Linked DNA regions of Homo sapiens: region 2 is linked to region 1. The links are chromatin loops, found by intact Hi-C in ENCODE. Cell type or tissue: K562. All regions are shown on one strand. Links, peaks and the distances in the headings refer to the core of each region. The heading gives the core; the rest is flanking DNA.

Evidence for each region. Hi-C counts contacts between places; a loop is a spot of excess contacts. Peaks named below come from ENCODE experiments on the same cell type or tissue, not always from the same donor. Only the 100,000 strongest peaks of a DNase experiment are listed, where the experiment ranks them.
Region 2: it touches region 1 in a loop (6-fold over the local background); 3 of 110 quality-filtered maps call a loop at or near these places.

Annotation. Positions count from the first base shown.
Region 1 is chr11:2,890,678-2,893,575 of GRCh38, forward strand. All of the region lies in intron 2 of SLC67A1-AS (SLC67A1 antisense RNA), which reads right to left. Among named protein-coding and RNA genes, the nearest start is that of CDKN1C, 6.4 kb to the left of the region's middle. RefSeq lists an enhancer at 1,158-1,957. In K562, for the core only: CTCF peaks have their summits at 771 (motif pointing right), 1,576 (motif pointing left) and 2,330 (motif pointing right); DNase peaks (open chromatin) are centred at 804, 1,584, 1,914 and 2,324; H3K4me3 peaks cover 1,687 bases.
Region 2 is chr11:3,407,331-3,410,228 of GRCh38, forward strand. It overlaps the pseudogene TSSC2 and the pseudogene FAM86GP. Among named protein-coding and RNA genes, the nearest start is that of ZNF195, 30 kb to the left of the region's middle. RefSeq lists enhancers at 1,956-2,456, 2,457-2,898. In K562, for the core only: a CTCF peak has its summit at 1,586 (motif pointing left); a DNase peak (open chromatin) is centred at 1,559.

The sequences.
Region 1 (2,898 bases), core at 218-2,717:
ACCCAAGGCCCCCCCTCCCGCAACAGGCGGCTCAGCACACACTTGGCGGGGGGCCATGCTGGGCCAGGAGAGCTCCCCCGCACCAGTTCCCCGCGCGCAAGGCTCGCCCCGCCCCCCAGGACAGGCTGTTCTTGGGGCGGCTGCCAGGCACGTCCTCCGCAGGTGCCGGCCTCCCTGCGGTGACGTGGCCACATGCGGCACAAGCTCCGATTACAGGGACTGCCTTGTGCTGGGGGTTCCGGCCAGGGGTCCTCACTCCCCAGGAACCGATGGGCGGAGCTGGGCAGGCCCTGAGGAGAGGCCCAGTGGGAATAGGGAACAGTCACCCCTGCTCCAGAACGGGACCAGGGGCTGCTTCCCTTGGGGTCTGGAAGAGAGGGACCCCCTGGTCCCAGCCTGCCTGAGACTGCTGGTTTCGGCACTGAATGTTCCAGGAAACCGAGGGCCACTGGTCATCGTGGGCTTCACACGGCGCCTTTCTGGGCTAGGAAGGGGGCTCCCGGGCTAGGAAGCAGGTACCGAGGAGGGTCTCAAGGACATGTGGGGACCTATGTCAGACACCCCTGCAGCCAGCTCTGAGCCCACCAGGCCTTTCCTCCTCTCCCTGCCAATCCACAGGACACAGACACAGGGGTCCCAGGCCCAGTGGCTCACTTTATCAGGGAAACAGCAGGAAAAACAAATCTGGTGTGAGCAGATCTCCCTTCCCACCAAGCCCCCTGACTTCCTGCTGGAGCTCGGGGAGACCCCTGTGACCAGCATCTCCTGCCTACGGGGGGCGCCAGGGCCTCAAAGCCTCTCCAAGCCACTCCCTCCCACCCTGCTTTCCACACCCAAGCCACAGCGTTCAGAGAAGCTCAGGGCCTATTTGAAATGCCAGAGAGTGGGGATGCCTCCAGAGAGGTGGCATGAGGGCCCCCAGATGCACCCCACCACTCCCTCCTCCACTGCAGGAGGAGGGGCCTGCAGTTACTGAGGAAGCCTCACCCCTACTGGGCCCTCGGGGGTGAAGGGGCTTCCCAGGCCTTGAGGGAGACTGTATTTCAGATGTCAGTTAAAAGCGCCTGCTACATGGCGTGACCTCTCTGAATCCTATTACTTTCCTGTGCAGGAAACTGAGGCCCAGAGAGGTGGAGTGACCGGCCTAGGGTCCCCCAGCAAGTCAGAGACAGTGAAGCCACCTCCTGCCCTGGGCTGGGGTCCCGCCCCACTGACCTCCAGGGTCAGAGAAGGAGGGGAGCCCCCAACACTTAACTCCTTCCTTCTTTCCTTCATTCCTTCCTCCCTCCCATTCTCCACCTCCTCCTGGCTGAGCTTTGAAGCCAGGGCAGTTGGCCAGACCGAGCGCAGAGGCCAGGAGGTGACGGCAGGCTTGCCCTGGCGGCCTCCCAGGTTAACACACTCCCAGGTGGCTGCACCCCACAGGCGAGGGCTGCTCAGAGTAGATGCTCAACCAAGAGGTTGCCCGTGCCCCCTTCCCCAGCCGCAGGGGCAGCCAGAAGCCAAGCAGCCTCCCGCCCACTGGAGCCTGGAGCCTGAGGGCTGAAGCTGGGCGCCTGCTGCCCCCTGGCGTCCCGAAACGGCACAGCCACCAGGACCCCCACCCACCTCATTCATGCCTCACACCTGGGGGTGACTTGGGCCAGGGCCTTGCTCTCTGGCCCCGAGTCCCCTCAAGTGTAAGATGGGGGCTCTGCCCAGTGTGGCTGTCCGGGCTGCAGCGGGCAGGAGCGCATTTTTCACAAACCCCAACACCCCTCGGATCTGGGGGTGGGGCGGTGTCACTCGCACCTCAGTGGGAAACAGCACGTGGGCCTCGCCCGTCTCCAGGGGGTGGGGGAGGGGAGACAAAGAGCCCGCTCTGCGGAGAGGTGGGTACCCGCCCTGCCGCCCCTCCCCCATTTCCTCTCTGCTCCCCCTGCCCCTCCTCCCCTCCCTCCTCCTTCCTTCCCTCCTCATCCCCAGCTCCTCCTCTTCCTCTTCCTGCCCTATCCCCCCGCAGGCCCGGCCGGCAGCCCGGCGCCCTCTGCCTTCGTTCCCGCCATTGGCGCTGCTGCCCGGAGCCCCTAGGTGACAGCCAGCCCCGAGGCTGCAGCCTCTGTGTCGGGCCTGCACCTGCCCACCGCGTGGTCACTGCCTGGGCACGTATGGACACTCACACCCTTCAGTCCTGAGCACAACTGTGCCCTGGCTGCTTCGGAACAACAAGGAATCATAGTCCTGCTTCTGGCTGGGAGCTGGGGGCCAGCAATCAGGGCAGCTGGGGAAGTGGTTAGGGAGGTGGCGGCACACAGGCCGAGCTCAGAGAGTGAGCAGAGAATGGGCCCAGGGGAGGGCGCTGGAGAGGGCTGCAGGGCTTGGGGCTGCAGCTCAGGAGCTGGCTTCACCTTGGAGGCTATCAGACCTGCTCCTCAGCATTGGCCCAGCAAGGGGAACAGTATGGGGAACAGGGGACAGGCACTGCCTGGCCAGCAGCAAACAAGTAGGCTGTGGAGTTGGGCAGAGCATCTGCCTCTTACTAGCTGTGTGTCCTTGGGCAAGTTGCTTAACCTCTCTGTGCCTCTTCTTTCTCATCTGTAAAGCTTCTGATGAGGCTTAAAGGGCAAGTCAGTATGTGCCTGGCACAGCGGCCTTCCTCTTGAGGATGCCACTACCCTCACCATCATCAGCCTCTCCCTCCAACCTAGAGGGGCAGGCAGGGCAGAGAGCTGCCACTGGCCACCCCTCCAGCTGTGCTGTAATGAAAACTGGACATTCACTCTATACCCAGAGATGTGGGCTGGCGGGGAGGAAAGGCACCTACACCCCTGCCATGTAAACAGGCAGGCAGGGTGAAAGGGGTTTGGTTTGTTTGTTTGTTTTTTGAGATGGAGTCTCACCCTGTCGCCCAGGCTGGAG
Region 2 (2,898 bases), core at 144-2,643, 520 kb after region 1:
GCAAAACATGCAAAAATAATTCTTCAGTCCTTGAAGAGCATCCAGCACAGAAGGTAGAAACCCTCCTTAAGGCTCCCTCCTCAAATCGGTTTGGCCATTTCGATGTGCACCCCCCCAGGCCTTTATACCCTTCAGATGCCAAATCTAAGAACCAGCTCCCAGAAACCACACCCCCTGTTCCAACCCCCAGCCTGGCTTGAGCATGGGTTGTTGGGGGGAGCCCAGGTGGGCACCCCAGGGGTCTGGTGTCTTCTCCAGGCAGCTCTCAGGCTCCCTTGGTTCTCTCTGCAGTTTACATGAGCTGGTGAAACATGAAGAAAATGGCCTGGTCTTTGAGGACTCAGAGGAACTGGCAGCTCAGCTGCAGGTAGCCACATCTGCCACCACGCCAGGGTGGGGAGGGTTCTGGAGGCTGGCACCGAGCCACGCTCCCTGATCCCTGCTTCCCACAGCCAGGGTGGGACCATGTGGGGTCTGGCGGAAAAGCTAGGGAGGGAGCAGAGGTCACAGAGTCCGGCCCACTCTGCTGTCCCGTTTCGGTACAGTAAGCTCGGGAAAGTTAGGACACACCCCCACCTGCCCTCTGGATTTATGGAGCTGACATTCCACAAATGATGCTGGAGCCGGGTGGGCCGGGCTGCAGTTTAGGAAGTGATCAGGGTCAGGTAGGTGCGTGGGCAAAGGGAGCTTCTGGGACCAGCCTTGAAAGATGGGTGGAATTCTGCAAAGGTTACTTGTTTCTTATTGCTAAAAGTAATACATCATTCTTGCCAACAGAATGATTGGCAGGATTTTCAGTAAAGGTCCAGGTCAGAAGTCATTTAGACTGGGTCCCCCAGTCTCTGTCAGAACCATGGTACTCTGTTGTGGTGTGAAAGTAGCCACAGATCATCTGTCGATTAAGGGGTGTGGCTTTGTTCGAATAAAACTTTATTTACAAACACAGGCTGTGGGCTGGATTTGGCCTGCAGGCTGTAGTTTGTGATCCTTGATTCAGACAGTTTAGCAAGGCTGAAAAGAACACCGACACCCCCTTGTTACCCACAGATGGGTGGGACTTGGCCGGAGGCCAAGAGGAGGGTGCTCGCAGGGGAACATACAGCATGTAGAGGCCAGGAGGTGCTCCAGGGCACCAAGTGTGGGAAAGTGGGACATACGGGGAAGTTTCCAGAAAGCATGATGTCAAGTTGGAGGCAGAGCGCTGCTGGGGCATGAAGAGTCTCGAGTCCAAGTGAGGGAGTTAGGAACTTGGGAGGGGTTGTTGTTGGGTAGGGGACCTGGGGTCAGCCAGGTGGTGACATGGGATGGGGTGGGGACAGGCAATGAGGTAAGCTCTGCTCTTTATTTTTTTGCAGGTGCTTTTCTCAAACTTTCCTGATCCTGCGGGCAAGCTAAACCAGTTCCGGAAGAACCTGCGGGAGTCGCAGCAGCTCCGATGGGATTAGAGCTGGGTGCAGACTGTGCTCCCTTTGGTTATGGACACATAACTCCTGGGCCAGAGGCTAAAACCCCGGGACCCCTGCTGTCCTTCCCACAGCTTCTTCTCAGAGTCTCAGGGCAAATCCTTTCGAGCAGCGCCTCCCAGTGGCCAGAAGCTGAAATGATGGCAGTAGTGCCACCTGGTGAATGAATTGGTTCTGTGACCCGGGAAGCTGTGCTTGGCTCTGATTTCTTTTCTGGAGGCTCGGAAACACTTCCTCTCTTCTTCTGTTCTTCACGCCCCATGCCCCTGCTAGCGTATTACTGTTCTGTGACTTCCCTGTGACCTCTGCAGTACTCCTCATCCTGCGTTTGGTCTCCAGGTGTCACCTTTCTGCCGTGTTCCTAACATTTTGATTCCTGTCTTGAAAAAAGCACCTGCTGCACCATAAGCCCAGGGATGTGGCAGCTGCAGCGGGCTTGGCTTTGTGAAGAACCGAGTGTGTCCAGGGATGTGGCAGCTGCAGCGGGCTTGGCTTTGTGAAGAACCGAGTGTGTCCAGGGATGTGGCAGCTGCAGTGGGCTTGGCTTTGTGAGGAATCGAGTGTGTCCACCGATGTGGCAGCTGCAGCGGGCTTGGCTTTGTGAAGAACCGAGTGTGTCCACCGATGTGACAGCTGCAGCGGGCTTGGCTTTGTGAAGAACCGAGTGTGTCCACCGATGTGGCAGCTGCAGCGGGCTTGGCTTTGTGAGGAACCGAGTGTGTCCAGGGATGTGGCAGCTGCAGCGGGCTTGGCTTTGTGAGGAACCGAGTGTGTCCAGGGATGTGGCAGCTGCAGCGGGCTTGGCTTTGTGAAGAACCGAGTGTGTCCAGGGATGTGGCAGCTGCAGCGGGCTTGGCTTTGTGAAGAACCGAGTGTGTCCAGGGATGTGGCAGCTGCAGTGGGCTTGGCTTTGTGAGGAATCGAGTGTGTCCACCGATGTGGCAGCTGCAGCGGGCTTGGCTTTGTGAAGAACCGAGTGTGTCCACCGATGTGGCAGCTGCAGCGGGCTTGGCTTTGTGAGGAACCGAGTGTGTCCAGGGATGTGGCAGCTGCAGTGGGCTTGGCTTTGTGAGGAACCGAGTGTGTCCAGGGATGTGGCAGCTGCAGCGGGCTTGGCTTTGTGAGGAACCGAGTGTGTCCACCGATGTGGCAGCTGCAGCGGGCTTGGCTTTGTGAGGAACCGAGTGTGTCCACAGATGTGGCAGCTGCAGCGGGCTTGGCTTTGTGAGGAACCGAGTGTGTCCACGTTGGGGGGAACATCATACTTGATACACACGTTTTTATTTGCACAAAGAAAATGCTATTTTTGGAGCCAGAGTTTTCATGTCTGATTGATGGCGATTTTCTTAAGAACCAGAACTGCTGGCAGAAAGGGAGCACCCACAAGCTTAGATAGCCGATGTCTTATCAGAGGGCAGTTTGTGGTTCCTGATTT